Regions from separate parts of the Homo sapiens genome. Here region 2 is linked to region 1. Evidence: chromatin loops called from intact Hi-C (ENCODE). Cell type or tissue: Calu3. All regions are shown on one strand. Each heading gives the region's core, and the rest is flanking DNA. Links, peaks and the distances in the headings are about the cores only. Region 1 overlaps ADGRA3 (adhesion G protein-coupled receptor A3). Region 2 has its middle 180 kb from the start of KCNIP4.

Evidence for each region. A loop is a pair of places that touch in the nucleus more often than their neighbours do. Peaks named below come from ENCODE experiments on the same cell type or tissue, not always from the same donor. Only the 100,000 strongest peaks of a DNase experiment are listed, where the experiment ranks them.
Region 2: it touches region 1 in a loop (4-fold over the local background); 15 of 110 quality-filtered maps call a loop at or near these places.

Annotation. Positions count from the first base shown.
Region 1 is chr4:22,381,389-22,397,909 of GRCh38, reverse strand. It overlaps ADGRA3 (adhesion G protein-coupled receptor A3), which reads left to right. Exons shown (of 19, transcript NM_145290.4): 17 at 5,220-5,365; 18 at 8,727-8,822; 19 at 8,963-10,534. The coding sequence ends at 10,205. Among named protein-coding and RNA genes, the nearest start is that of MIR12115, 130 kb to the left of the region's middle. RefSeq lists an enhancer at 11,418-12,617. In Calu3, for the core only: no CTCF peak of the experiment used is centred there; a DNase peak (open chromatin) is centred at 8,459.
Region 2 is chr4:22,120,695-22,137,215 of GRCh38, reverse strand. No RefSeq gene overlaps it. Among named protein-coding and RNA genes, the nearest start is that of KCNIP4, 180 kb to the right of the region's middle. In Calu3, for the core only: a CTCF peak has its summit at 7,600 (motif pointing left); a DNase peak (open chromatin) is centred at 7,575.

The DNA.
Region 1 (16,521 bases), core at 3,767-11,766:
TCATGCTGCTAATAAAGACATACCCGAGACTGGGTAATTTATAAAGGAAAGAGGTTTAATTGACCCACAGTTCCACATGGCTGGGGAGACCTCACAATCATGGTGGAAGGCAAAGGAAGAGCAAAGTCATGTCTTTCGTGGCAGCAGGCAAGAGAGCGCATGTGCAGGGGAAATCCCCTTTATAAAACCATCAGATCTCATGAAAGTTATTCACTTTCGCAAGAACAGCTCAGGAAAGACCCACCCTCATGATTCAGTTACCTCCCACTGGGTCCCTCCCATGACAGATAGGAATTATGGGAGCTACAATTCAAGATTTGGGTGGGGACACAACTAAATCATATCAGGTCCTTACTAAAATTCCATACTGCCTATGAAACTTTATGATTTACTGTTTAACTATCTCTGAACTCTAAGCTCTCCCTGGACTCCAAGCTCTACAAGCATAAGAATTATAGTAGTTGAACTTTGGGAGGCTGAGGCAGGCGGATCACGAGGTCAAGAGATCGAGACCATTCTGGCCAACATGGTGAAACCCCATCTCCGCTAAAAGTACAAAAATTAGCTGAGCGTAGTAGCGCTCGCCTGTAGTCCCAGGTAATCAGGAGGCTGAGGCAGGAGAATTGTTTGAATCTGGGAGGCAGAGGTTGCAGTGAGCCGAGATTGCACCACTGCACTCCTGCCTGATGACAGAGCGAGACTCCATCTCAAAAAAAAAAAAAAAAAAAAAAAAAGAATTACAGTAGTTGATTCACTGGTGCTTATCCAGGGATCAGTACAAGGCCTGACCCATAATAGATGCTGGGCAAATGTTTACTGGGTGAATGAACAAAAAGAAGCCTCTGTCTGCACATTAGAAGGCATTCAAACCTGGAGCCATTTTGACTCTATTAGGAGAGTACTCAGCACACAGTGGCAATAAAGGTCTTCATTGTGTCTAAAAGTATTCATTGATTTCTTGAAGCAGACACATAAATTTATTTCACTAAGGAAATGAATGGAAAGACGCTGTTGTAAAGATGACTGCCTTTCATTGTCCTGAGTGGAATTTTCTACCATTTCTAAATGGAAAAAGAGAGGAATTGCAATGAGTTTTTAGGGCTTCAAGAACAAATGCCATTAAAGGTTTACAAAAGGGAAAGGCAAGTCTAGACGTTTCATTGTCGTTCTCTTCTATGTTTATAATGTGTTTCCCTTTGATGAAAGACATAGCATCATTCTTATATTTCTGACTCAGACATTCTTTGCTTCACTTTGTCACTGTAATACTCAATTCAGGTAATCACCGGCCGAGAGCAGAGTGGTAGAATGCAAAAAGGACTAGTCTAGGATTCCAGATCCTAGTAGCTGGGTTCTAATTTTGTGTCCTGCCAGAACAGCTTATGTGAATAGTCCCTTAACCTAGTAGGGGCTTAACGTTTCTTCTATAAAATGGGTCAGGCTAGTTAAGTTAAATGATTGTTAAGGTTCTTACCTCTGACAACCTGAGCCCTCATGTGTACATGTTTTTATGTGCAGTTTGTCTTTATTATTCCCTTTGCGAGCTTACATATTTTATGAACAGTATAAATGGGTTGTAATGTAGTTTCTTCCCTCACAGTGATTGCTTGAAGTTATTAAAGGTGCTACCAGCCAGGTACTTCTCACTCTGGTTTCTAAATTCATTTCAGGTAGGACCTTAGGTGCTTTCTACGGCCTTTAACTCTCTTTTGCTAAAGGTGCTGAAGGAGAACTAAGAAGTTGAGTGACGAAGTGCAAGGGCCGTTGACTCAAGTCTGGAAGGGATCTGTGTTCTGGTTCATGATACACTGCCAAATAATTGGTTGTTAATTTTTTGGTCCTTGGTTTTCTTAGCTCTGCCATAAAAGGATTCAGCTGGATCTTATCTAAGATACCTTGTTGCTCCACCAATCCATGATTGAATTTATTAAATGTAGTGCCACCCACCCTTGTTAGGTGCCCTTGAGATCTGTTATTTAGAGGATTGCTGCAATGGCACAAGAGATGTATTTGGAAAAATCTGATCAGTGAATATTAAGACCATTCTACTTGTCAACTACTGTGCATGTTTTATGTCTTAACCTTCATATTAACCCTAGGAGGTAGTTTTTCTTTGTGTATTTTATAACTATATAAACTGAATCATAGACAACTGAAATAACTTCCCTAAGTCACTAGGACCATTAGGTGGCAGAGGCATGATTCAAATGCTAGTCCGTTTGATTCCGAGTGCCTCTCAGCCCCCATCACTCTGCTTTAGTACTTAGTAGTGGACACCGTAGGGGAGAAGAAAGGGCAAGGGCTTTGGAACCATCTAACTTCAGTTTGAATGACAGCCGTACTATTGACTGTGTAATCTCTAGTGGGTGACTTCTCTCAGTCTTAGTCTCTGTTTTCATATCTCAAGATTAACACTGACCTAATGGTGATGATAAAAGGATAAAGTGAAATCACATGCAAGAATATGTTTTTGGATACATAGCAGGCATTTATTAATGGAAGCTGTTAATATTTTAATTGTTTACATATTCATCATCTATATGCTTGTATTCATCATAAAGTTTATTTTTTGGCACAATTGTTATGCATAATGCACTGCTGTAGGCGTATTGGTTGTTAAATGAACTCTAGTATGTGAGAGTTTACAGTTAGATAACAAATACATAGAGTGGAACTTTTTAGGATAATTATTTTATACCCATTTTACAACTTTGGAAATTAGTGTCCCGAGGTAAGGTGGCTTTCTTGAGTAATAATCTACTGCATTTAACATTAGTTAATAATAGTAATTATTTACATGCCTTATGAATTAGATTACTTCTAGATAATTTACAGAATTGCCATGTACATCTCTGATTTATTTGGAAGAAAATGTGATAGCAAGGTTGTATTTCATGTAGACAAAGTGTGAGATGGAGAATACAGTAGGAAGTACTACATTCCAAAAGATTAAAAAATCTTTCCTACTAGATTTTAATCACTCATTTTTTCTGAAATTTGTAGAATATTTAGTGATTTGCTTTCCTGACTGTGTTAGCAGATGTCATCATACCCCTAAAATTCCACTATTGGTAATAATCAGGCTTCAGTATCTTTAAGAGTAAACCTCCTCTGGAAATTTAGAAATGCCATAGAAAACACTTCAGTGCCTAAAGATGTGTTTTGTCCCCTGTAGAAAATTCTTTGTTTGACACCTCCTATGTGGGAGTTGCCTTTAACCTGTATTTTTACTTTTGTATTTTAGAGCCCTACCTCATTCTTTTGACCTTTGTGTCAGAGACACCTCCAGCAATAGTAGAGTTGACCATTTTGAGTCAGCATCTGATTTGTTTTGAATTTATTGGTTTCTATGCATCAAATTCATTTATACTATTTTTACTTACAGTATTTGGTGTGACTTGATAGCTCAAAAGGGTTATTTTATGCTTTCTGTTCCACTTCTGTCTATAAATTTTGCTTTCACAGCGCAGTCAGCAAAACTAATGGGAACCATGAAGCCACTTTTCTTTTTAAGACGATCATTTCTGACGTTTGTAGTTGGGCCAAACTTGATCCCACCTCCCAGCACCTCAGAGCCACTGCAAGGTTTATCTGGAGAGGGGCCACCCTGGCTTTCTCCTGCAAAAGAAGATTTGGGCTTTCAGGTCACCAAGTGTTTGCTGCAGATTGGTTCTCATTAAAATAAACTCTGGACAGTGGTCCATAATTTTATTATCGACCTTTGATTTTCTTGAGGTTGGAGAGGCATCCCTTTAGAATGACAGATTTTTTCTTGGAATTTCATAATTATATAAAAAAGCAGTGATTAAAAAAAAGCAAGTTACTGGTTAAGAAAGCTGGATTATGTCCTTGATACTCCAGTGACATATGACATTTACTTTTCTTAAACTAAAATTTAAGCTTCTCTCATTTCCTCACATCTTCATCTAGAATTTCATCCTCAACTAGAGTTGCTTCATGTATAGGTCATGTGATAAATAGAAACTGTAAGTGTATCATTTGCATATATTGCAGTTATCCTATACTTACTGAGCACCTATTATATCCCATGAATTGTGTCCATTCAATTCCTACGAAACCCCTAGAGGTGGCGATTGATAATTTTCTACTATTAAATTGAGGAAAGTTAATTTCAGAGAGGTCGCATTATTTCCTCAAAATCACATTCTTAATAAGTAATAATATAGTGATTTCTACTAATTGCTTGTCACACACTAGGCGATTTGCTAAATGCTTAATGTGGACCATCTTACTTAACCTCACAGTACTTTTATATTACTCTTGGTTCCCAAGTGAGGAAGCCAGCACTTTAGGTCTTACGTGACTTTGCTCAGATCACCCAGCAGGTAAGAGGTGAATACCAGTTTAAAAATCAAGGAAAATTTCATTTCTGAGTTCACCCTCTTAACCATCAATATATTATTATATTGCTTTGTGATTGTTACAGTGTATAAAAGCTCTGAATCATATCTCAGGTCTCTTACTCTGGAACTTATTCTGTGTGTGCTGTGGCCTTCACCCTGTAGTTAACCTGTGCCCTCTGTATATTCCTCCTTAAAAAGAATGTTAGAAAATGGACTCTAGGCCGGGCATGGTGGCTCATGCCTGTAATCCCAGCACTTTTGGAGGCTGAGGTGGATGGATCACCTGAGGTCAGGAGTTGGAGACCAGCCTGGCCAACATGGCAAAACCCTCTCTCTACTAAAAATACAAAAATTAGCCAGGCGTGGTGGTGCGTACCTGTAGTCCCAGCTACTCAGGAGGCTGAGGCAGGAGAATCACTTGAACCCAGGAGGCAGAGGTTGCAGTGAGCCGAGATCACACTGCAGCACTCTATCCTGGGTGACAGAGCGAGGCTCTGTCCCAAAAAAAAAAAAAAAAGAAAATGAACTCTAATGTATAATGTCACATCTATGAAAAACACACTTTTGGTTTAATGTCTGGGAGCCAGTTCTGTCCTGTATTAAGGGTCGTCTTTGGTATAAATGGTAGTTTGTGGGCTTCCTAGAGCCAATTGTTGGTTTGTGTATTTGAGGATTGTGATTCCCTGTCACATGTCTATTAGAACACAGTGTTGCCTTAGCAGGCAACAGAGTTGATTATTAGGATAGGCCTTCCTGCTGCTTTCAAATCAGACTTCTGAGTTACTTACCAATTTTGAGGTAAGCCTTAGTAGGAACATTTTTTTTCTTTTATTTATTCTTTGATCTTCCTTGTAGGTTGGGATAATTCTTCACTATTCCACCCTTGCCACAGTACTATGGGTAGGAGTGACAGCTCGAAATATCTACAAACAAGTCACTAAAAAAGCTAAAAGATGCCAGGATCCTGATGAACCACCACCTCCACCAAGACCAATGCTCAGGTATCTCATATCTTTGTTGTATTAATTGTTTTGTTTGCTTTCATTGAAGCATAATCATAAATTATAACAAAATTGCTGAGTGAATTTTGGGAAGTAAAAGAACGGACTTGTATGCAGGACTGCCTGGTTTTGAAAATGGCTCAGGCATCCTTCCCGCTGCGAGTCCTCAGACAACTTCTGTACCCTCTCTGAGCCTTCCAAGATCATCTCAAAAGTGGGGCTGATTCTCCCATCCTCGAGTTGTGAGGAATAAATGAGTAAATGGGCAAAGCACTTAAGAGGGGATTGGCCATATAATCGGCTCTATGAAACTGTCAGCTGTTTTTATTTCCTTGAGGTCTTATGTCATACTCAAGTATGTATCAGTTTAATTATTCTATGCAAAGGACAAGAAGACTTGTGTGTTTTTCCTATCCATTATAATATGAAAAGTGGTAAATGGATTATCATGCTGGATGAATAAAATCTATCAGTGATGACCAAGCTTGTTGAATGCCTGATATGTCACTGGCCCTGGGCCAGGGATTTACAGAAGACTCCCTTGCCCTTTGGGAGTTTATAGTCTGCAGGAGGAGAAAGGCATGAGCACTGACTGCGCTGTGTGAGAAGCATAGTGGAGATAGGTTCTTTGAAAATGTAAAGAAAGAAGCCATTAATTTTGGGGGCGGGGGGTTGTTAGGAAATGCTGGACCACTGGCGTGAACTTTACTGTGATCATGACAAAGTGTAGAAGTGAAGAGTGAGCTGAGGAAACCTTGAGGAATGCAGTTTGGCTGGAGCCTCAGATGTTTGGTGTCAAGTAGCAGGAATTCAGGATGAAAGTTGGCTTTGAGGCCTTTGTGTGTCCTATTTAAAATGTGGGCAGCCACTGAAGATTTTTAACTAAGGGAGTGGCCTGACATGGTGTCATTTTAGAAGGATAGCTATGGCTCTAGTATGGAGTATAAATCAGAATTCCTAAGAACAAGGAATTCTGCTGAGGTTATTAGGGCAGCCCCCATGAAGACCAGAACAGTGTCAGGGAGAACACAGAAGAGGACACAAGTTTGAGAGGCTTGAGGCAGTTTCTCTAGGATTGATGTCCAGCTGGATTTAAGAGAGTTGTGTGAGGGAGAGAAATTTGAAGATGGCTGCAAGTTGTCTATTCTAGCTAGCTAGCGTGCCTTGACGGAGGGTGTTTCCATCAACTGAGAAATAAGATAGGAAAAGCAGAAATGGCAGGTGGGCGGGGGAGACATGGAGAGGGGAAATGGGGTGGCAGGCTCCTCAGTACTTTCTTGTGGAATGTTTACATTTTTTAGAAGTCCAGGGCTCAGCAGAGAGGACAAGCTAGAGATTGTCTAGGAGGAGCAGGAGACATTTCCTTATGTGGTCACTGAAGCCATGATAATGAATAGGAACTCCCAGGGAGAAGTTAGTTAAGAAAAGAACGATACTTGGACCTTATTAATGTTTAATAGATGGGCCGTGGAAAAAGTCACTGGATTTTTGGCTGCAGAAAGAGAACACCCGAGAACATGGATGATTTGTGGGAGAGTGGTTCTGTGTTTGACAAGGAGCAGCAGGGGTGCTCCGTGGCCCCAGAGTTATGTTGTAGGATGAGATTTGACACCTCCCTCACTTCTATTAAGAGAAATGAGAGATGATGGTGTTTGGCTTAGAAACTTGGGAATCTTAACCTTAAGCAGCTGTTCATTCCTATAAGGTTCTGAGAAGAAAGATAAAGAGTTAAGGAAAAGGCAGCTGGTGCTTCAAACTCTCTGCAGTCCCCAAATGACACACAAGTATCCTCTTTGCATTAGACAGCTCAAGCTCCGCCCTCTAGCCCTGCTTCCCCCATATCCTTGAGCTTATGGAAGCCTGAGCAACACTGCTGCCTACCTGGAGGGTGGGACACGAGATTTGCCAGTGAGATTCTTCTGACCCCAGAGAGGACATTTTTAGCATCATGGTGGTGAGTGGGTACAGCTGACAATAAGGTGATAAAGGCGAGAAAGTGGTGGTACCAGCGTTGGCAGAAGGAAGAGAGAAAAGAAGTGGTAGTTCAAGGAAAGTTTTAGAAGATGGGGAAACTTGAATATATATATAATACGTATTTTATATATATATATAATACGTATTATATATATATAATACGTATTTTATATATATATATAATACGTATTATATATATATAATACGTATTATATATATATAATATGTATTTTATATATATATATATATAAGCAGTAGAGAAGCATGCTAGAAATAAGCAATAGAGAAGATTTTAAAGATGCAAAATAGGGTTATTTGATAACAAGAACGGGGGTAGGGGGCGTTGAAAGAAGACAGAGAGGGTGATAGGACCCAAGATTAATTTTGGAAATAATACTTTCTTTTCAGGTAAGAAGCAGATGTGAATTAGTACAGCAGGAAGAAGGGGAAGGTCACGTATTATTGGCATCTCTCTAATCTGTGGAATAGAAGGCAGAATTATAGTTTTATAGGGTAATTAGTTTTCAGCAGTACTAACATCATGTTAAAGGATTTTAGTAACTAGGTACAAGGAAGAAACAATATATGGACAAATGTATCAGAGATATTGCCTTTATCCACCCAGTGCAAGATTTGGGGCCATGTCTCAGGAAGGAGCAAACGCAAAATTAAGATTCTGACTTACCCAGAATGGAAATTTATTTTCAGAGAGATCAAGGAGCTCAGAGATGAGCACAGAGTTTTTCTTTGTAGGACCAGTCACTGCTCTGTTTCAATCAGTTTTTATTGCACCATCATTTCCCTTGCTGTCCCCACCTCTCTTTGGAAAAGGGGTCAGGTAGGGCCTCTGCACTCTGTGAAGCTGCTGGGATCCAGATACCTTCCTTACCTTAATCTCAGTGGACTGGCGATGAGATACACAGCAGTGGGCAGTCCTGGGACATGCAGGTTGAGCTGAACATTAGTCAGTAATTAATATGTCATTACATTTCTTGTGTGAACTAAGGCACTTTTCAGTTCACCGGCTGAATCTAAAAGAAGCCAGTTCCTGCTACAAAAAAAAAAAAAAGTAAGAGTAAGTAAGCTGAAATCCTACCAGCAGGCTCAGAGTGTTACTTTGCCTGTCCACAAGGTGGCAGAAGCCGATCAGCTTTCCTCTACTCAGAAACTTACTAGACCTTGTGCTTTAAAACAAGAAATCTAAAAAACAAAATAAAAACACATTACTGCTAATAAATCAGCCTCCCAACTTAACTCTCAGCTTATTATTGGAATAAAGATAATAATTAATCTTCAGGGAATGACTTTTGAAGTACTGAGACATTATGAGAGATACATGTTAAGAAATGGAATGATGAGTGGTTTTTCCTGTGATTCCTCCTTCTAGATTTTACCTGATTGGTGGTGGTATCCCCATCATTGTTTGCGGCATAACTGCAGCAGCGAACATTAAGAATTACGGCAGTCGGCCAAACGCACCCTAGTGAGTATTTTATATTCTCTGTGTACTTGACCCAGTTGTTTCTCTTTTAAGTATTTTCTAGGCATTACAGGTGATTGCAATTTCGTAGATAATTTGTTGAAACATGTAGCATCGATCTGGTTTACCATTTTCTTTTCCAGTTGCTGGATGGCATGGGAACCCTCCTTGGGAGCCTTCTATGGGCCAGCCAGCTTCATCACTTTTGTAAACTGCATGTACTTTCTGAGCATATTTATTCAGTTGAAAAGACACCCTGAGCGCAAATATGAGCTTAAGGAGCCCACGGAGGAGCAACAGAGATTGGCAGCCAATGAAAATGGCGAAATAAATCATCAGGATTCAATGTCTTTGTCTCTGATTTCTACATCAGCCTTGGAAAATGAGCACACTTTTCATTCTCAGCTCTTGGGGGCCAGCCTTACTTTGCTCTTATATGTTGCACTGTGGATGTTTGGGGCTTTGGCTGTTTCTTTGTATTACCCTTTGGACTTGGTTTTTAGCTTCGTTTTTGGAGCCACAAGTTTAAGCTTCAGTGCGTTCTTCGTGGTCCACCATTGTGTTAATAGGGAGGATGTTAGACTTGCGTGGATCATGACTTGCTGCCCAGGACGGAGCTCGTATTCAGTGCAAGTCAACGTCCAGCCCCCCAACTCTAATGGGACGAATGGAGAGGCACCCAAATGCCCCAATAGCAGTGCGGAGTCTTCATGCACAAACAAAAGTGCTTCAAGCTTCAAAAATTCCTCCCAGGGCTGCAAATTAACAAACTTGCAGGCGGCTGCAGCTCAGTGCCATGCCAATTCTTTACCTTTGAACTCCACCCCTCAGCTTGATAATAGTCTGACAGAACATTCAATGGACAATGATATTAAAATGCACGTGGCGCCTTTAGAAGTTCAGTTTCGAACAAATGTGCACTCAAGCCGCCACCATAAAAACAGAAGTAAAGGACACCGGGCAAGCCGACTCACAGTCCTGAGAGAATATGCCTACGATGTCCCAACGAGCGTGGAAGGAAGCGTGCAGAACGGCTTACCTAAAAGCCGGCTGGGCAATAACGAAGGACACTCGAGGAGCCGAAGAGCTTATTTAGCCTACAGAGAGAGACAGTACAACCCACCCCAGCAAGACAGCAGCGATGCTTGTAGCACACTTCCCAAAAGTAGCAGAAATTTTGAAAAGCCAGTTTCAACCACTAGTAAAAAAGATGCGTTAAGGAAGCCAGCTGTGGTTGAACTTGAAAATCAGCAAAAATCTTATGGCCTCAACTTGGCCATTCAGAATGGACCAATTAAAAGCAATGGGCAGGAGGGACCCTTGCTCGGTACCGATAGCACTGGCAATGTTAGGACTGGATTATGGAAACACGAAACTACTGTGTAACATTGCTGGGCTTCCTAGGCAGAAATTCATATAAACTGTGATACTCACATTCCTTGAAGCTATGAGCATTTAAAAACTGTTTACAGCCACCATAGGGATTCAAAAGAATTTGGAATAAACTTTGAAGTTTTGGATTTTACTTATTTTTATCCCCAAATTGTTGCTATTTTTTAGGATCTGAAACAAAATCTTTCTAAAACATTGTTTTAGTTGTCAAAGCACCAACAGGACATTTTGGGATGTGAAATGTAATTTCTTGGAATCTGTAATTTGTACTTAATATTTCAGGCTTGTATTTAATATAATAAATAGGTGTTTGTTATTGTGTCGATCTGTTATTTTTATATTTTACAATATAAGCATTTAGTTCTATTTTAATGAAATTAGTGGTTTGGGGTATTTTAATTAGAGTTACACATAAGTCAGTTATATATATATATTGCATGGTTAAGTGTATTGATTTTGGCACATAAATCAAAGTGATTTTTGGGTTGCTGTATTTTATAAGTCTAGTTTTAAATATTACCAGGTTTTAAAAGGATCTCTCAGGATGTTTTTTGAAAATGGAAATGCCTAAAAAACTTCCTACGTTGCCTTACTTTTGCGTTATTCCTTGGATCCTATTAATACTATTTTCAACATGGTCGTGGCCTTTTCATTGCTTTATATTCGGTCTTAAGTTTCTTACTCTTTTTGGTGTGGCCAGGTGGGGGTGATTGCTGCACGAAAGTTATTCTTGAATGCAAATGAAGAGCTACCACTTAAGGTTCACATTCTTCAATATTGGCTCTTATGTTGACTTTTATTTTGTACTTAAACAGATAAAGTTCCTTAGATTCATGCTGAAGTACTGATTAAATCCCATTCCGGAATTCTAAAAACAGCTCTACTGCAAAAGTTCTCGCTCACTGGTCTTTGCTACACTGCAGTCTAACCCATCTCCTGTCCTGAGTCTCACTGTGGTTCTCAGTTCTCTCGTATGCAAGACAATGTCTGCAAAATTGACACAACTTTGATCTCTTTTCAGCGGAAGTCTAAAGGTTTGAATCAGATTGGATTCAAAAGTACATATTCGAGAAATGCAAAAAAGAATCAAGCCGTTTAGCTTAATAAACTTCAAATTCTGAGAGATTAACTGCTTATGTACAGAGAACAATTCTCTGAGCCATCCTGAGATTACCCATTCTAGTGTAAATGTTCACTTTTCACTGGGTTACTGCATTAGAAATGTTATTTTGCTTGACAATAATAAAACCGATAGTTCTACTTAAGCCTTTTAGGTTTGAGTTTTAGAGATGTTATTTTATGGTGGGGGAAATAAAGCAGCCAGTGGATAGATTTGGCTATATTTCCTGGTTTATGGTCTCCTGGTAAATTGATATATTATGTACAAGATGGTGTTTGGAAATGACAAAGATAAGCTAATAAGAAATGGAGTGAATAATTCTTATTTATCACTATTTTTTTGTTTGCTCGGTGTTTAACCTGTTTGACCTGCTGGTCAGCTGTACCTAGGGAGATAACTTTCTTGTTCTTCTTTTTCCTGCCTCTGCATAGGAAGTGAGGAATTTTCCTTCCTGGAAGATGTTGCCCATTCAGCAAGCATTTATTCATTTAAACATGCCTTATTTTAGGTAACAGAACAGGTGCTGGCGGTGGGGAAGGACTGGAAAAGAAATCAAACACTTGGAAGAAGATGGAGATTCTGCTAAAAATGTTCAAGGGGATTTTGTTACTCATAGCGTGGAGAGTGATGAGCGATCACTTACTCATCCTTAGTATTTCAATTAGAGTTTTGATATTTGTATATAGGAAGTGAGTAATATATTGTATTCCTCCCACCTTTGTCGTTTATGATTTATAGCTGAGATTCTCTATTTTTCATAGAATTGTAAACTGCTAACAGATGTTTCAGTTTTCTTAGAGATCAGCATGATCATTTTCCTAATTTAAAAAATTTGACAACTAAGATCCAAAGAATTTCTGGCTTGCTGGACATGCTGGCAGGTTATACCATGCCCACGGCTAGAACCATGTTTGCCAATGCTGAGGCCGCCGTGCTTGGCAACACATTTCATTGCTTTTACGGTGTTTATTATCTATAAAATTGTATCAGACTTTATTCTTATCTTAGTTGTTTTGAGTTTTAGTTTCATAATAAGGTATAGTTGGTTATATTCTGCTTAAGGAAACAGTTATGATTCTTTTATTTCATGACAGTTGTTTTGTTTTGTTTTGTTTTGTTTTTAGAGTTGAGGTCTCACTCTGTTGCCCAGGCTGAAGTGCAGTGGGGATCATAGTTCACTGTAACCTCGAGCTCTTGGGGTCAAGCCATCCTCCCACCTCAGCCTCCTGAGTAGCTGGAACTACAAGAACAAGCCAGTAGCCCGGCTGTTTTTCTTTTTATTTTTGTAGAGATGGGTCTCACTGTGTTGCCCTGACTGGTCTCAAACTCCTGGCCTCAAGTGATCCTCCAACCCTTGCTTCCCAAACTGTTGAGATTATAGATACGAGCCATTGAGCCCAGCCAAAAGTTGTTTTCTTAATGTAAACATTATATCTACAGATTACATATATAATGTTATATACTAACCTGCTTTTTAGGTAACAGTTAGAAATTAGATTTGTGTATGACTATTTTTGTGACTAGATTTATATACTAACGTACATGTATATTAATATTTCAGGTCATTAATAGGTGGCAACTGATTTTTAAATCTCAGGATATTTTGGATAAATGTAACAATGTAACTATATGTATGTTCAATATATTTATATTAGTAATATATACAGATGGCAACTTAGGTTTAGTTGCTGATTGGAATCTATACATAGGTCTCATTATAGAGAAGCAACAATGTTAGAACAGACTTACATGTTTCAAGTATTGAGTTCAGAATGCCCAAACTGAAGTTGGTTGAGAACATACAAAATTAGGAAGTAAAAACATTAACTGAAAACATCTGATGCAGGAATTAAACTAAATCATCAAGGTAAGTGAGGCATACAACAGCAATCCAAAATTTAAAACAAATCTTAATTCTGTTTTTCTTTTTGGATTCCAGTAATCATTTAGTTATTTTAATATTGACTCCAGTGCTTTTATCTGAGAGGTGATTTGATTGTTCATAATCACTTAATGATGTTTTCCAAATTTGAGTCATTCTGTCACTTTTGCTAATTTTGTTATATTTTTCTTAACACTTGTATTAATGCTGTCCATGGATTATTGCTTATATTGAAATATAAGCAATAATAAATTATATTTATTATATATATAATATATTATTGAATATATTGAATATATAATATATTATTGAATAATATATAATATATTATTCAATATATTATATTGAAATATAAGCAATAATAAATTCAAAATAAAATCAATAGATTTATTTGTATAAACAAGGCAATTTCTCCTGAAGGAGAAATTTTTCATTGTTTGTAATCTGCCAGTGCTAAAAATGTGACTGCATGTTGCTAGGTCTTAGACAAAGGTGAGATTGTAACCAATGAAATTCTGCTTTTTGTTTGTTTGTTTAGTTTTGGTATGAACTCTCTTGAATCCTTCTGACCTACTCAGATCATTTCACAGCCATGTCTTTTATTGGCCATGAGAAGCTCCTAAGCAGTGGTCATAACTGGGCTACGGGGGATACTGATTGATGAACATGTACAGTGTGTGTTAACTTAGTTGTTGTTGGCTGATAAACGTGGTCTTTCCACCTTTTTTGTAGACCCGACCCAGCTTTGTATTATGTGAGGCCCCAGGCAGCCTTTGGATAAAGCTTTTTCTTCAGCCTCCTTTCACTGGGGATGCCAGAGGCTTAGAAGTAGATACTGAATGTGAATTTACAGGACCATAGTATTAAGAAGCTTACATTTATAGAGTCATTGATGGAGGTGGACCACTACGTTCTCTGATAAAGTTCAATGCTTAGAATTACTTCCTGGCCCAAATCTCACTAGTCTTCTGTTCAACAAACTTGTTTGATGCTGCTTAAAACACATATTAACCTAATTGCATCATATTTACAAAATGGTAGGAGAAAAGAGACTGTGTGTGTGTATGTATATGTAATCCATTATTTACTGCTGCCATCTGGTTTAAGAAGACCTTTATCAGGTATTTTCAAAAAGTTCAAAATGTTTTCAGAAGACTCTTCAGATGCATTCCAAAGAATCCAGCTAATCACATCTTCAATTTTGTAATCATTGTGTTCACCCTGTTTTGGCATATAATACTGATGAAGGTTTGCTTTTATGGATAAATTTTGATGTTCTAATCAGGACCTATATTTGCAAGACATGGTTGCTTGCAAAGCTGGATTTGGTCATGAGTACTGTGAATGGAAATTGATCTCAGGACCCCCAAATCACTAAGCCAAAGGAAAAGGTCAAGCCAATGGGAACTGCACTGGGCAAACCTGACTCCCATTCTATTCCTAAAATAAGATAGCTATGAAGATAAAAAAAAAAAAAAAAAAGCTACATACTTCCTCACAATGTGCCCACCAGGAAGTTCCTTGTGGACAAAGGACAAACAGAACTCAAAGTCATCCCTCTGCTCATGTGAGACAAATGCGTATCTGATTGCTTCCTTTGCCCTGTTGTTTCACTAAGCCAGACTAAGGCATAAGTGACTATAAATTGTGTATTCGATGAAAAGGTAATCAGAAATTCAAAAGAATGCAATAGTTTGTCTCTTATCTACCTATGATCTGGAAGCCCCCTCCTGGCTTTCCAGACCGAGTTGTACCACCTTTTCAGACCAAACCAGTGTACATGTTACACATACTGATTGATGTCTCATATCTCCCTAAAATGTAAAAATCCAAGCTGTACCCCTACCACCTTGAGCACATGTCATCAGGACCTCCTGAGGCTGTGTTATGGGCATGTCCTTAACCTTGGCAAAATAAACTTTCTAAATTGACTGAGACTTGTCTCAGATGTTTTGAGTTCACAGTGTTACCCGAAAGCGGTCCTGATCCAGACCCCAAGAGAGGGTTCTTGGATCTCGTGCAAGAAAGAATTCAGGGCAAGTCCACAGTGCAAAGTGAAAGCAACTTTATTAAGAAAGTAAATAAAGGAATTGGCTACTCCATAGAGCAGCCCCGAGGGCTGCTGGTGCCCATTTTTATGGTTGTTTTTTGATGGTATGCTAAACAAGGGGTGGATTATTCATGCTTCCCCTTTTTAGACTATATAGGGTAACTTCCTGACGTTGCCATGGCATTTGTAAACTTGTTACGGTGCTGGTGGGAGTGTAGCAGTGAGGACAACCAGAGGTCACTCTTTTGGCCATTTTGGTTTTAGTGGGTTTTGGCTGGCTCCTTTACTGCAAACTGTTTATCAGCAAGGTCTTTTTGACCTGTATTTTGTGCTGAACTCCTATCTCATCCTGTGACTTAGAATACCTTAACTGTCTGGGAATGCAGCCCAGTAGGTTTCAGCCTCATTTCACCCATCTCCTATTTAAGTTGGAGTTGCTCTGGTTTACATGCCTCTGACATTTCCACCCTCCCTTTTATAACAGAACCCTTAATCCTAAGGGTTGCAGATGGACAAAGATTCATCTTCTGTAACTTCTTCAGGCTGAATAGGAATGATGATATTCCTGCCTAACTATTAGGGTCTCTTGTGTTCAGGGTAGACAGAAGCTCAATCAGAAAGCATCAGTATGGCGAGGGCCGTTTACGACTCGAGTTTCGACAAGAGGTGTTATCTGGAAGATTAATAAGTGTTCAATTTAAAACATTCAGTAAGCTTGTCCTGTATTCCTGCACGAAGAGTAGAACAGCAATATATTCCATAAAAGTAAAGCAAAATAAAGTTATTCCAAGTAAACTAAATTAGAAGGCTTTTTATGAACTGGGCAACTGTTGGAACTAAGCTGGTATGGGGTTGTTAGCTGATTGTAATGTGCCCAGCATTAGAATACTAATCCAGATTTTTATATTACCCATCCTTCTTGTTTCTTCTGAGCAGCAGTCAGAGATCACTGGTTGGTTCACAGGAATAAGCAGGATTAGCCTAAATTGCAGAAACAAACTTAAAACAACAGATGAGACTAGAATTTAATAACAAGTTTACCATAGTTCTTGAAACATACTATTTCTCTCTCCAGTTTCCTATTTTTACTAAAGACAATTGATGGTAAGACTGATTTACTTTATTATAATTGGCCTGATTATTTGTATAAAGTGCAGCAAGAATAATTATTTTTCACATAGACTTTTTAATTGGCTTTAAAGGAACTCTGTTTCATAAGGAATCTCAGATAAGACTTTTTTAAAGCCGAGCCCCTCCA
Region 2 (16,521 bases), core at 3,561-11,560, 260 kb after region 1:
AAAAATATTTTTACAAATTTAGTGTAACCTAAGTGTACCATGTGTATAAAGTCTACAGTAGTATACAGTAATATCATAGGCCTTCATATTCACTTACCGCTCACTCATTGACTCACCCAGAGCAACTTGCAGTCCAGCAAGCTCTGTTCATGGTAAGTGCCCTATTCAGGTGTGTCATTTTTCATATTTTATGCTGTATTTATTTCTACATTTAGTTATGTTTAGATACACAAATACCCTTGCATTCCAATTGCCTGCAGTATTCAGTACAGTCACCTGATGCACAGGTTTGAAGCATAGGAACACTAGGCTATACCATACAGCCTAGGGGTGTAGTAGGCTACACCATCTAGGTTTGTATAAGTATACTCTAGGATGTTCACACAATGATGAAATTGCCTGTGGACATAATTTTTCAGAACATCAGCCCATCATTAAGCAACACATGACTGAATTTGCTTTTGTCATACAGAGGAACTAGAATCTTAGTGGACTACCATATCTATCATTCCTAGAAATGATACCACCTTGTTGCACAGCTCCAGGGAATACCATTAACCTGATGATAGCCACTGCATCATGCAAAGATCCCTGATGGTCAAGCTACCATCTTTACTTCCTGAGCCCTGCCACAAATTATTGCTAGCTGTTTCATCTTGCCTCAGCTGGTTAAGTGCCACCCAGAGATATCATCATTTTGATTACAATGAGGGGGCCCGTTCAATGGCAGTGCCTCCTCCCTTTATCCAAAGTACACCTGCTTTTCTAAGAGGGTGGTGCTCTGCTCACCAATGTACTTCCCAGTCTTGTAGTGAAGAGAATGTTCTCTTTGATCTCTCGGGGGATATAAAGTGTGGGTAAATGGCTCACATATAATAGATTAACTACACAAATTCAATGTCTTTAAACCTATTTATTTCTTTTTTTGCATGATCACAGGAATTCTAATGTCTTGATTTCACTTAGTCTACTCCCCAGTTGAATACAGATTTTAGCCAACCAACAAGACCAACAACCAGAACCATGAGTTGCTCCACCCAGCACATTGAGTGCAGAATTTTGGGCAAAAGTATTTATATCAATAAATTAAGCCCAGTCTAAAATACTGACTGTATCTCCCTTAGAATCTGTCCTTACATAATTATCCATGCTTTTTCTTGACACGTATTAGCAAAACCTTGGAGTGTTTTGGTGTGCAAGTCTTCTCATCTCAGGTTTGACTTTGTAATACCTTATTCCTTAACCCCAGGAACACTAGAATCTGCCTCTACATTTAGGCTTAGAGGCAATGACAGTTGGTAGATGTTAGATAAGAGTTAATGACAAGAATCAGCTCCAAAAGGGGAGGTTTCTGACAGCAAAGGAGTTTCAGCGGAATTGGGAGGTTTAAGGTATAAAAAGTTATCCAAATCATTGCAGATGTTCTTCTTCCAATTTTCAGAGTGTCATTATTTCCCAATCAATACCCTAATTCTCATGTAGGAGGCCTGGCTAAGAATTTAACCTATATTGTATTTCAGTAATCTGAAAGATCACATTTTGGATCTGATTATAGTCTCCATCAAATCAGCAGCAATAAGAGGTAATGTACTCTTATAATAAGAGCGATGTACTTTTAGGACAGTTATAGAAACTCCTTAGTTCTGTGACTGCATTTTAAGAATTTAAAACCACATGTTTATGCTTTAAATTTTAACATCCTCCTACACAGTTATGAATTACCAGTCTATTCTGTACACTTCATGATGATGTTTGTTATTCGGCACCCCTGTGCCGTAGCCTTGCCTTCCATGGACAGTGCATTGTAGGAAGCCACAAATGATTATTCCAAGTAACAATCTGTCACTCTGTGCAATGGGCAGCCACTGTTACATTCTCTAATGACAATGGATACCCACTGTCTTCAAATTTAATTAGGTCAGTACCAACCTGAGATCTCCCTTTTCTTGAGTGTGTGTTACCGACAACCACTTATTTTAATAATTAACCTATTTGCTAGGATATCTAGTTAGAAACAATACAATTCGTTCTTGTTAGTTTAATAGGATTTTTTTTTTTTTACAGGTTATCTTATTACAAATAAGTGAACTTCAGAATTGTATTTCATGGGGATGGTGCTGGAGAAGATAGGGAATATAGCACAGATGCCTTGTAACCAGAAAAACATATCAAAGAAACACATCTTTCAAACACAATGAGTATCCATTGTCATTAGAGAATGCAACAGGGGTCACCCATTGTGCAGAATGGCAAAATAATTACTTGGAATAATCATTTGCAGTTTCCTTCAAGGTAGTGTCTACTGAAGGCAAGACTTTGGTACAGGGGCTGCTGAGTAACACCATCATCAATACCACAGGACTGTTCTAGCAGGAACTCCTCTGTGTCACTGTCTTCCCACTACATCCATATTTTCACAGACCACACACTAGAACCTCCACCTTCACTGTCTCAAAACAATCAAGCATTTCTGCCATGAGTCTCTCCAAGTAATATCATCACATCACTTTACTCTCTTCCACTAAATCTCATCTAACTGACATGCAGAGCTGTATTAGTCCATTCTCACACTGCTAAAAGATACTACCTAAGACTGGGTAATTTATAAACAAAAGAAGTTTAATTGACTCACAGTTCTGCATGGTTGGAAGCTCTCAGGAAACTTACAACCATGGCAGAAGGCAAAGGGAAAAGAAGGCACATCTTACATGGTGGCAGGAGAGAGAGAGAGAAGGAGGAAGTACCAGACACTTATCAAACAACCAGATTTCGTGAGAACCCACTCACTAGCAAGTGAACAGCAAGGGGGAAATCTGCCCCCATGATCCAATCACCTCCCAGTAGGTCCCTCCCTCAACATGTGGTGATTACAATTCGAGATGATATTTGGGGGGACACACAGCCTGAAAAGACAAGAAGTAAAATGATGTCTTTTATTTTTCAAACACTACGAATTAGTGTGTTTGAAAAATACACACTAATAGTGTGTTTGAAAAGTACACAATAATTAGATTGACATTTATATGTAACAACCCACTAAACCCACTCTTCCAGAGCCAAACGACCCATATGTCACTATTGCAGTCTGTTTTCCCACTAACGGTTTATAGATTGATGGATTGATTCAACAAATAACAATACATTACTAATACATGTTTATTACTGTGCTAGGTTCTGGAGACACAAAAATGAACGAGGTATGGTGGCTTTCCTCTAGGAATATGCTGTCTAGAAACAGGGATAGATAAACAAAGAATTGTAATAAAGAGTTATCAGTGCCAAGATTGGCCTGTATACGTTGAGTTCACAATATATGTACATGGGATTCATAATATATGCATACATCAGTTCACAATAGAAATGGTACAATTTCTACTAAAAGGAAGAAATGGAGAATTATGACAAACATCAAAGAGGTTGTCAGTTACTTTGAACTTAATCTTGAAAAGCAAATGCATATTTAATATATGGACAAAGGAAGGTGAGAGAACAGCATGAATAATGCATCCTACCTCGGCAGAACCCACTTCAGCATTACACATTACTTTATGATTCTTCTCATTGGTGTCTTTCATGGAGTAGTTAAGATTTATAATTATCACAATTTATTCTCAGAGAAGATCACTGAGCCATTGAGGCAGAATTTGGGATATGAAATATCCTCATAACCATACTACAAATAATTAGAGAGATAGACTAGAGTAAATCTAAGAGTTTGCAGTCTGCAGCCAAGCATAATTGGTTTAGATTCTGGTCCCACAACATATATTTAATCCAGGGAAAATAATTTAGTTATTCTAAACCTCAGTTTCTCACCAATAATTCTAAATAATAGTTCTAAACCAACATTTCCCATAGAATGTGTATCTAAACAGTATAGCCTCTTAAGGTTGAGATTATTTAATAAGTTAATGTCTATAGGAATCCACCTGGTCAATTTCTGATTTATAAAAAGTACTCAAATATTAGCTAATATAATTAGGCTTTATTTGACTTAGCTTTTACTGTGTGATTCTGGACATATCCAGCATATCCTATGCTATCTCTTTCTCCATGGAAATTTAATCAACACCAGACAACACTTATGATTAATTAATAAAACAGGTTACTTGAAAACCACAAAATCCTCCAGATCACCATGTGTTTTTAAAATAATAATATTGCTTGAACTGATAGATTCATTGTAACGTCACTTTCAATGACACGCAAGGAGTAGATTACTTAGGGAAAATAAAAACCTCACGTTCACTGGCACGCAAACAGACAGCAGTTATGTATAGGCAGCAGTTATGTTGAAAACTCGATCAACTCAGCAGGAGAAAAAAAACATTCAGCATGTAATTAGCTCAAAGTGTTGAGCTCTCTTTTCTATTTTTTACCTGGATGTGCTGGAGTCTTGCATGAACTGCTCATAGTTACTACAATCAATGCCATGGCCATGAAAGAAACCACTAACTGTACCAGTGTACCAACTAAACTGTATCTCAAGGCATAAAAAAGGGAGGTAGTATGAATAATATGGAAGAAAATGGACTGTCACTTGTTTCAATATATCTTAGTGAAGAAGCAATAGAACTTACTGGTAAATGGTGAAGACACTGGGAACAACAAGAATGCCTGGTTTGCAATGCCAGCTCATGCATTTATTACCTATATGAACTTAGACAAGCTTAATTTCTCTTTGTCTTAATTTTCTCTACCATAAAATTGGAATAATAGGACCTCACAGGACTAAAGAAATCAGTACATTCAGAGTGCTTCGAATAGTGTCTGGCTTATACAAAGTGGCTTTCAAGAAACATTAATTATTTTTATGCTTAAGATCACTAATCATCAGGGAAATGCAAATCAGGACCACAATGTAATATTACCTGACACCTGTTAGAATGCGTATTTTTTTTAAGAGACAAAAGATAGCGAATTTTGACAAGGATATGGAGAAAAGAGAATCCTTGTATATTGTTGGTGGTAATGTAAATGAGAATATGGGAATAAATGTGGAAAACAGTATAAAGATTTCTCAAAAACTAAAAATAGAATCAACTTATGTTCCAGCAATCCCATTTCTGGGTATATATCCAAAGGAAATGAAATAAGCATCTTGAAGAGATATCTGCACCCTCATGTTCACTGCAGCATTATTCAGAATAGCCAAGATAAACAATCCACCTACATGGGGGGTGGGGAAAATGGGCATATATTGTTTTAAGAATACAAAGTTAAATCCCACATATATTTGACATCACCCCAATTCCCCATGATGATGCAGGGGTTCCTCCACTGCCTTGTAAAATCCAAGCCAGATTTCTCCCAGCTCATTCATTTCTCTGTCCTTTCCTATGATCTCCTCAAAACTTACCTGTTCAAGGTTTTATCTCCATTCTTGGACTTTTTGAACAGTTGGAACTCTATTGATGAAATTAATCTGCAGAAGTTGATAATGTCGATGTAAGAATAGTGCAATAATGTATCTCTCTAGATTAGGTGTTTTCTATTATAATGGGGGATACAGTGCCTGTAACCAAAGTAACTCATAATGGTTGTTTTAGACTGTTGGGGAAATGATTTTGGAAGAAATATTTATTTAGACCTCCTCAAATCATTTAAACTGCTGTGAAACCTTTGTTCTGATGGATAAAATTACGAGGAAGAAAAGGAGAAAGAATCCAGCCCTCTAGTAGTAGGTATTTTACATAACAGTTAATGACTCTTAAGTCCTTTTTTTTTCTTTTGAGACTGAGTTTCGCTCTTGTCGCCCAGGCTGGAGTGCAATGGCGCGATTTCGGCTCACTGCAACCTCCGCCTCCAGGGTTCAAGTGATTCTCGTATCTCAGCCTCTCGAGTAGCTGTGATTACAGGCACGTGCCACCACGCCCAACTAATTATTGTATTTTTAGTAGAGACAGGGTTTCATCATGTTGGCCAGGCTGGTCTCGAACCCCTAACCTCATGCCATCCACCCTCTTCGGCCTCCCAAAGTGCTGAAATTACAGTCCTGAGCCATGGTGCCCAGCCTCTTAAGTCCTTTTTAAGTTCCACACTACTGTATATACGTTAGCTCATTTAATTCTCACAACTGTATAGAATAGGTAACGTTAATAGTCTTATTTATGAATGAGGAAATAAGAGACACACTAAGTGAGGTCACACTGCTAGTCATACAGCAAAGCAAAATTCAAAACCAGGCATTCTAGGTTGGAAGCCTACTCACTTTACTAGTCTGCAGTACCACCCACCATGAAGCAGCTCATTCAGTCACTACAAAAGCCATGAACCATGTCAGTATTCGTTCTACTTAATGGGAAAAATATTTGCCCAAGGTCTCTCAACAAGGAAATAGAATTGGGATTCAATTTTAGTCCTGCCTGTTCCCAAAGGCTGTGTCATTTCCACTATACAAAGCAGCTTCTATGTGGCTCTCAAGTTCCCTTTGCAGCTTTAATTTCTCTTACACCGATTTCCTTGCAATAGAGTTGATATATACTAGGCACCTCAGGCAAAGTGGCACAGGTATTTGGCATTTGCTTTTCTCATGATATCTAGCTGAGGGTGGGGTCTAACTCTTCAGGAATATATTCCACTGTGCTTTCAACAAAACTAGTAATTGTGGCGTCTTCTAGCATTTAGGCTGCCTAATGGCTAACTTAAAAAGCTAAAGGTGACTTTACTCAGATAAAGTAATTCTGTCTGCACTCCTCTATAGTAATTTAATGTCTTGTAATTCTGTACACCATTAAGGAGCAATTAAAAGCAAGCATGTTAGGTTTCAATTCTCTAAACCTCGCAATGCAAAGTCACAGATCCTGACTCCCATTTCATTTGTTTTTAGAGGCAATGCAATCAGGACACGAATCTTTCTTATTTCTTTCCCCATTTCCCATTATCCTTCATATCCCTCTTGCCATCTAAGGGACATATGTCCCCTTGACAATCCTTCAGAGAAAAAGAATTTAGCATGAAACAGACGTGGAGTGTGGGAAGGGGGTGGAATTGAAAATAATGACAACAGCATACTCCAGAGAGATCCTGATTTCCACCTGATTTCCAGAAAGACACCCTCCTCCTGAATTCTTTTTCTTTGGCTGCTAACTACAAGTGACTGAATTAGCCTTTCATAACACTGAGGGAAGGGGCTGAAACAGGAAGAAAAAAAAAGCCCTGAGAGGAAAATTCATTGGAGGAAGCATAAATGACAATGATGTATACTAGATGTTTTTTTTTTTCTGAGAGCAGGTTTTATTAGAAAAAAGAAGAGGGGAGCTCGCCTCTTTGAACGCCTCTCTCCCTCCCACCAGCATTGGGATAAGCTCTTGACAGACATTAACCTTCACCAGGCTCCTGTGAGCTAGGTATTTACCATCTGGATTTCAGTTGATGAAATCAAAGAGGCTCGATTACTTGCCTCGGGGCGTGAAGTTAGAGAGGAACATCAGGCCTGACTCTAAAAGCTGGTATCTCTTTGGAGGTCATCAACCCGACAGTTAACAACTTGATTAACAAATACGTTTTGAGCATGATGCTGAGACTGGAGATAGAATAAGGTCTACGCCGTGAATGCTGCCCTCTGTTGGAGGAGGGTAGAACGTACCCCTTGTTTTCTGTTTGTATTTGCAGCGACCTCTGTTAGAGTAACACAATTGGCCTCCTGTGTCATCCTTCCTGGTCATTCCCCCAGGGCAGGAGACGGGCCCCAATAATTGGTAAGTTAGGAAACAAAGTATTGAACACAGTGTAGCCCTCTTTCAGAATTCTGCTTTGAGGACTCTCTGCTGGCAGAGAAACTATACCCTTTCTCATTCACTCTAATTTTAGGCTTAAAAGCCTTTCCCCTGTGAGCAGGTTGGGTCTCCAGTTCCATCGCTGAAGTATGAGTAGTTTTTCTTTTTCTTTTCTTTTATTTTAATTAATTAATGTATTTTTTATTATACTTTAAGTTCTAGGGTACATGTGCACAATGAACAGGTTTGTTACATATGTATACATGTGCCATGTTGGTGTGCTGCACCCGTTAACTCATCATTTACATTAGTTATATCTCCTAATGCTGTCCCTCCCCCCTCTCCCCACCCTACGACAGGCCCCAGTGTGTGATGTTCCCCACCCTGTGTCCAAGTGTTCTCATTGTTCAATTCCCACCTATGAGTGAGAACACGTGGTGTTTGGTTATCTGTCCTTGCAATAGTTTGCTCAGAATGATGGTTTCCAGCTTCATCCATGTCCCTACAAAGGACATTAACTTATCCTTTTTTGTGGCTGCATAGTATTCCATGGTGTATATGTGCCACATTTTCTTAATCCAGTCTATCATTGTTGGACATTTGGGTTGGCTCCAAGTCTTTGCTGTTGTGAATAGTGCCACAATAAACATACGTGTGCATGTGTCTTTATAGCAGCATGATTTATAATCCTTTGGGTATATACCCAGTAATGGGATGGCTGGGTCAAATGGTATTTCTGGTTCTAGATCCTTGAGGAATCACCACACTGTCTTCCACAATGGTTGAACTAGTTTACAGTCCCACCAACAGTGTAAAAGTGTTCCTATTTCTCCACATCCTCTCCAGCATCTGTTGTTTCCTGACTTTTTAATGATCGCCATTCTAACTGGTGTGAGATGATATCTCATTGTGGTTTGGATTTGCATTTCTCTGATGGCCAGTGATGATGAGCATTTTTTCATGTGTCTGTTGGCTGCATAAATAAATGTCTTCTTTTGAGAAGTGTCTGTTCATATCCTTTGCCGACTTTTTGATGGGGTTGTTTGATTTTTTCTTGTAAATTTGTTTGAGTTCATTGTAGATTCTGGATATTAGCCCTTTGTCAGATGAGTAGATTGCAAAAATTTTCTCCCATTCTGTAGGTTGCCTGTTCACTCTGATGGCAGTTTCTTTTGCTGTGCAGAAGCTCTTTAGTTTAATTAGATCCCATTTGTCTATTGTGGCTTTTGTGGCCATTGCTTTTGGTATTTTAGTCATGAAGTCCTTGCCCATGCCTATGTCCTAAATGGTATTGCCTAAGTTTTCTTCTAGGGTTTTTATGGTTTTAGGTCTAACATTTAAGTCTTTAATCCATCTTGAATTAATTTTTGTATAAGGTGTAAGGAAGGGATCCAGTTTCAACTTTCTACATATGGCTAACCAGTTTTCCCAGCACCATTTATTAAATGGGGAATCCTTTCCCCATTTCTTGTTTTTGTCAGGTTTGTCAAAGATCAGATGGTTGTAGATGTTTGGTATTATTTCTGAGGGCTCTGTTCTGTTCCATTGGTCTATATCTCTGTTTTGGTACCAGTACCATGCTGTTTTGGTTACTGTAGACTTGTATAGTTTGAAGTCAGGTAGCATGTTTCCTCCAACTTTGTTCTTTTGGGATAGGATTGTCTTGGCAATGCAGGCTCTTTTTTGGTTCCATATGAACTTTAAAGTAGGTTTTTCCAATTCTGTGAAGAAAGTCATTTGTAGGTTGATGGGGATGGCATTGAATCTATAAATTACCTTGGGCAGTATGGCCATTTTCACGATATTGTTTCTTCCTATCCATGAGCATGGAATATTCTTCCATTTGTTTGTGTTCTCTTTCATTTTGTTGAGCAGTGGTTTGTAGTCCTCCTTGAAGAGGTCCTTCACATCCCTTGTAAGTAGGTATTTTATTTTCTTTGAAGCAATTGTGAATGGGAGTTCAATAATGATTTGGCTCTCTGTTTGTGTGTTACTGGTGTATAGGAATGCTTGTGATTTTTGCACATTGATTTTGCACCCTGAGACTTTGCTGAAGTTGCTTAAGGAGATTTTGGGCTGAGATGATGGGGTTTTCTTAATATACAATCATGTCATCTGCAAACAGGGACAATTTGACTTCCTCTTTTCCTAATTGAATACCCTTTATTTCTTTCTCTTGCCTGATTGCCCTGGCCAGAACTTCCAACACTATGTTGAATAGGAGTGGTGAGAGAGGGCATCCCTGTCTTGTGCCAGTTTTCAAAGGGAATGCTTCCAGTTTTTGCCCATTCAGTATGAAATTGGCTGTGGGTTTGTCATAAACAGGTCTTATTATTTTGAGATATGTCCCATCAATACCTAGTTTATTAAGAGTTTTTAGCATGAAGGGCTGTTGAATTTTGTCAAAGGCCTTTTCTGCATCTATAGAGATAATCATGTGGATTTGTCTTTGGTTCTGTTTATATGATGGAATATGTTTATTGATTTGCATATCTTGAACCAGCCTTGCATCCCAGGGATGAAGCCAACTTGATCGTGGTGGATAATTGTTTTCATGTGCTGCTGGATTCAGTTTGCCAGTATTTTATCGAGGATTTTTGCATCAAGGATTTTTGCATCGATGTTCATCAGGGATATTGGTCTAAAATTCTTTTTTGTTGTGTCTCTTCCAGGCTTTGGTATCAGGATGATGCTGGCCTCATAAAATGAGTTAGGGAGGATTCCCCCTTTTTCTATTGATTGGAACAGTTTTAGAAGGAATGGTACCAGCTCCTCTTTGTACCTCTGGTGGAATTCGGCTGTTAATCAGTCTGGTCCTGGACTTTTTTTAGTTTGTAGGCTATTAATTATTTCCTCCATTTCAGAGCCTGTTATTGGTCTATTCAGGGATTCAACTTCTTCCTTATTTAGTCTTGGGAGGGTATATGTGTCCAGGAATTTATCCATTTCTTCTAGATTTTCTAGTTTATTTGCATAGAGGTGTTTATAGTATTCTCTGATGGTAGTTTGTATTTCTGTGGGATTGGTGGTGATATCCCCTTTATCATTATATATTGCATCTATTTCATTCTTCCTTCTTTTCTTCTTTTTTAGTTTTGATAGTAGTCAATCAATTCTGTCGATCTTTTCAAAAAACCAGCTCTTGGATTCATTGGTTTTTTTGAAGGGTTTTTTTTGCCTCTATCTCCTTCAGTTCTTAGTTATTTCTTGCCTTCTGCTAGCTTTTGAATGTGTTTTCTCTTGCTTCTCTAGTTCTTTTAATTGTGATGTTATGGTGTCAATTTTAGATCTTTCCTGCTTTCTCTTGTGGGCATTTAGTGCTATAAATTTCCCTCTACACACTGATTTGAATGTGTCCCAGAGATTCTGGTATGTTGTGTGTTTGTTCTCATTGGTTTCAAAGAACATCTTTATTTCTGCCTTCATTTCGTTATGTACCCAGTAGTCATTCAGGAGCAGGTTGTTCAGTTTCCATGTAGTTGAGCGGTTTTGAGTGAGTTTCTTAATCCTGAGTTCTAGTTTGATTGCACTGTGGTCTGAGAGACAGTTAGTTATAATTTCTGTTCAATTACATTTGCTGAGGAGTGCTTTACTTCCAACTACATGGTCAATTTTGGAATAAGTGCAATGTGGTGCTGAGAAGAATGTATATTCTGTTGACTTGGGGTGGAGAGTTCTGTAGATGTCTATTAGGTCCACTTGGTGCAGAGCTGAGTTCAATTCCTGGATATCCTTGTTAACTTTCTGTCTTGTTGATCTGTCTAATGTTGACAGTGGGGTGTTAAAGTCTCCCATTATTATTGTGTGGAGTCTGAGTCTCTTTATAGGTCTCTAAGGGCTTGCTTTATGAATCTGGGTGCTCCTGTATTGGGTGCATATATACTTAGAATAGTTAGCTCTTCTTGTTGAATTGATCCCTTTACCATTGTGTAATGGCCTTCTTTGTCTCTTCTGATATTTGTTTGTTTAAAGTCTGTTTTATCAGAGACTAGGATTGCAACCCCTGCTTTTTTTTTTTGTTTTCCATTTGCTTGGTAGATCTTCCTCCATCCCTTTATTTTGAGCCTATGTGTGTCTCTGCACATGAGATGGGTCTCCTGAATACAGCACACTGATGGGTCTTGACTCTTTATCCAATTTGCCAGTGTGTGTCTTTTAATTGGAGCATTTAGCCAATTATGAAGTATGAGTAGTTTTTCTTTTTCTTTTATTTTATTTTAATTAATTAATTTATTTTTTATTATACTTTAAGTTCTAGGGTACATGTGCACAACGAACAGGTTTGTTACATATGTATACATGTGCCATGTTGGTGTACTGCACCCGTTAACTCATCATTTACGGGTGAGTTCTGATGTTATTATGTGTAAATTTTATCCTGTCATTATGATGTTAGCTGGTTATATTTAGTTGATACAGTTTCTTCCTAGCATTGATGGTCTTTACAATTTGTCATGTTTTTGCAGTGGCTGGTACTGTCTGTTCCTTTCCATGTTTAGTGCTTCCTTCAGGAGCTCTTGTAAAGCAGGTCTGGTAGTGACAAACTCTCTCAGCGTTTGTTTATCTATAAAGGATTTTATTTCACCTTCACTTATGAAGCTTAGTTTGGCTGGATATGAAATTCTGGGTAGAAAATTCTTTTAAGAATGTTGAATATTGGCCCCCACTCTCTTCTGGCTTGTAGAGTTTCTGCCAAAAGATCCATTGTTAGTCTGATGGGCTTCCCTTTGTGGGTAAACCGACCTTTCTCTCTGTCTGCCCTTAACATTTTTCCTTCATTTCAACTTTGGTGAACCTGACAATTATGTGTCTTGGAGTTGCTCTTCTCAAGGAGTATCTTTGTGGCATTCTCTGTATTTCCTGAATTTGAATGTTGGCCTGCCTTGCTAGGTTGGGAAAGTTCTCCTGGGTGATATCCTGAAGAGTGTTTTCCAATTTGGTTCCATTCTCCCCGTCACTTACAGGTACACCAATCACACGTAGATTCGGTCTTTTCACGTAGTCCCATATTTCTGGAGGCTTTGTTCGTTTCTTTTTACTCTTTTTCCTAAACTTCTCTTCTCATCGCATTTCATTCATTTGATCTTCAATCACTGATACCCTTTCTTCCATTTGATCAAATCAGCTACTGAAGCTTGTGCATGCGTCACATAGTTCTCGTGCCATGGTTTTCAGCTCCATCAGGTCATTTAAGGTCTTCTGTACACTGTTTATTCTAGTTAGCCATTCATCTAATCTTTTTTCAAGGTTTTTAGCTTCTTTGCGATGGGTTCAAATATCCTCCTTTAGCTCGGAGAAGTTTGTTATTACCGATAGTCTGAAGCCTTCTTCTCTCAACTCATTAAAGTCATTCTCCATCGAGCTTTGTTCCATTGCTGCTGAGGAGCTGCATTCCTTTGGAGGGGAAGACGCACTCTGATTTTATAATTTGTAGCTTTTCTGCTCTGGTTTCTCCCCATCTTTGTGGTTTTATCTACCTTTGGTTTTTGATGATGGTGACATATGGATGGGGTTTTGGTGTGGATTTCCTTTCTGTTTGTCAGTTTTCCTTCTAACAGTCGGGACCCTCAGCTGAAGATCTGTTGGAGTTTGCTGGAGGTCCACTCCAGATGCTGTTTGCCTGGGTGTCACCAGCAGAGGCTGCAGAACAGCAAATATTGCAGAATGGCAAATATTGCTGCCTGACCATTCCTCTGGAAGCTTCGTCTCAGAGGGGCACCCAGCTGTATGAGGTGTCAGTCGGCCCCTACTGGGAGGCGTCTCCCAGTTAGGCTACTCAGGGGTCAGGGACCCACTTGAGGAGGCAGTCTGTCCATTTTCAGATCTCAAACTCTGTGCTGGGAGAACCACTACTCTCTTCAAAGCTGTCAGACAGGGAAGTTTAAGTCTGCAGAAGTTTCTGCTACCTTTTGTTCAGCTATGCCCTGCCCCCAGAGGTGGAGTCTACAGAGGCAGGCAGGCCTCCTTGAGCTGGGGTGGGCTCCACCCAGTTCGAGCTTCCCAGCTGCTTTGTTTACCTGTTCAAGCCTCAGCAATGGCAGATGCCCCTCCCCCAGCCTCACTGCCGCCTTACAGTTGGATCTCAGCCTGCTGTGCTAGTGGAGCCCTCTGAGCCAGGCGCGGTATATAATCTCCTGGTGTGCCATTTGCTAAGACCGTTGGAAAAGCGCAGTATTTGGGTGGGAGTGACCTGATTTTCCAGATACCATCTGTCACGGCTTCCCTTGGCTAGGAAAGGGAATTCCCCGACCCCTTGAGCTTCCTGGGTGAGGTGATGCCCCGCCCTGCTCCATGGGCTGCACCCGCTCTCCGACAAGCCCCAGTGAGATGAACCTGGTACCTCAGTTGGAAATGCAGAAATCACCTGTCTTCTGCGTCGCTCACGCTGGGAGCTGTAGACTGGAGCTGTTCCTGTTTGGCCATCTTGTAACCTCCCCCTGAGTAGCTTTTCTTTTAGAGTGTATTACCATTAGCCAGGCAATCAGACCTTCTCTCTATGCTCCCAAGTTTCTCAATATCAACTTTAGCTTTGATAAAGGCGATGATTTGTAATTCTATCCGTGCGTCTGCCTGACCAATGTTTCCCTTATCTCATAATTAGTTGCAAACTCAGTTGCATCCCCAAAACCCTCAATGGGTTCACAATCTCATAGAAAGAGCCTTATATAGCTCATGACAAAGTAACATTACATCTGTTATCGCCAAGTGCCAATTTCCTATTTTAAAATCCTTCTTCTTATTTTCTGAAGACAGGGTCTCTGTCACCCAGGCTGGACTTTAGTAGTGTGATCATGGTTCACTGCAACCCAGAACTTCTGGGCTCAAGCAGCCCTCCCACCTCAGCCATATGAGGAGCCGGTACTACAGGCCTGGACAAGTGCTGATCTCTATAGACAGAAGCACACACAGGGCATTGAGAAGGCACCATGCTTTGTTTAACACTCTGCTGTTTCTATCCTAAGATTCTTAACAGTTTTTAAACAGAGGGTCTTGCATTTTCATTTAGCACTGGGAAACAGCACGAATAGCTTTCCTCAATTTAGCCAGTGAAGAATTTTGGAAGATCTTAAACAGATTCTTCATAGTGAGGTCTGTTAACCATGGTTCTTCCAAGGAAATAACTGAAAATTATGGAAGAAGTGTGTGTGTGTGTGTGTGGCGGGGGGCTGTGTGTGGAGTGTGTGGGAGGGGATGTGGGGTGTGTGTGTGTGTGTGTATGTGTGGTGTATGGGGGTGGGGATGTGTGCATAGGAGGGTGTGCGTGTTGTGTGTGGGGGCATATGTATGTGTGTGGTGTATGTGTGTGGTGCATGGAGTGTTTGTCATGTTGGGGGTATGTGTGTGTGAGTGTGTGTGGTGTGTTGGAGGGTTTGTGTCTGGGAGTGTATGTGGTGTGTGTGTGTGTGGTGTGTGTGTGTGGTATTTGTGTTGGGGTTGTGAGGGGGAGGTATGTGTGTGTGGTTGGTGTGTGTATGTGTGTGTGTTTTGAGGGATCTTGATGCCTAATTATACCAATTCCTTTTATAAAGCATTTGATGTAATCTGGTTGCTATAGCTTTCTGAAAAGTAGTACTTTGGTGCTACTTAAGCTCAGGAAAACCTGAGCTTAAGAATCTGAAAGAACAGGATTTGAAAACTTCTTTTGTCACTTACTATGTGACTTAGGCTTACAACATTCCTAAGCAATAATTTTATTATCCAAAATGGGGCTACTGATGCACTTCACGGGGTTATTGTGAGAATCAAATAAGATAAATAACATAATTAAGTTGTCTCCTTATTATTGAGTCGTGGGAGTTTTTTGTATTTTCTGGATACAAATCCTTGTCAGATATATGTGTTGCAAATATTTTCTTGTAGTCTGTGGTTTGAACTTTCATTTTCACCTGAAGAGCAAAATTTTTAATTCTGATGAAGTCTAATTTATTGACTTTTTTTCTTTTAAAGTGTGTGCGTTTTATGTCCTAATAGGAGATCACTAAGACTTTCCTTTGTGCTTTGTTATAAAAAATTTTACAGATTTTTATTTTACATTTAGTTTATTATACATTTCCAGTTCATTTTTATGTTGTGACGTAAGGGTCACGGGTCCAAATTTACTGTGTTTTTGTTTCTTTTTTTTTTTTTGCTTATGGTTATTCAATTTTTTCATACACTTTCCTGAAAAGACAATCCTTTCCCTCATTGAATTGCCCTAGAAACTTTGTCAAATATCAACTAGTCATAAAAGTGTGGGTTCCGGGAGGCAGAGCTTGCAGTGAGTCGAGATCGCGCCACTGCACTCCAGCCTGGGTGACAGAGCAAGACTCCATCTCAAAAAAAAAAGGTGTGGGTTCATTTCTGAACTCTGTGAGGTTTCATTGATCTATGTGTCTGTCTTTATACCAACACAGTGTGTTTAACATTCTAGTGTATAATAAGTCTTGAAAACAGGTAAAGTCATCCAACTTTGTTCTTTTTCAAAATTGTCTTAGCTATTCTGGAGTTTATTTGCATTTCTATATAAATTTTAGAATGAAATTTTTGGAATTTTAATGGCAATTTTGTTGTCTGTATAGGTAAGTTTGAGAATTGACACCTTAACACTATGAATCTTTTAATGCCTTTTAAGCACTGTATCTGCATTTATTTAGATCTTTAGTTTTTCTCAGAAATGTTCTGTTGTTTTCAGTTTATATGCTGTGCACATTTTTTTTCAAAATTTATTGTATTTCTTATTTTTGATGCTATTATAAGTAGTGTTATTTTATTATAATTTCCAATTGTTTGGTTTTGTATGTAGGAAAATAATGGATGTTGTATA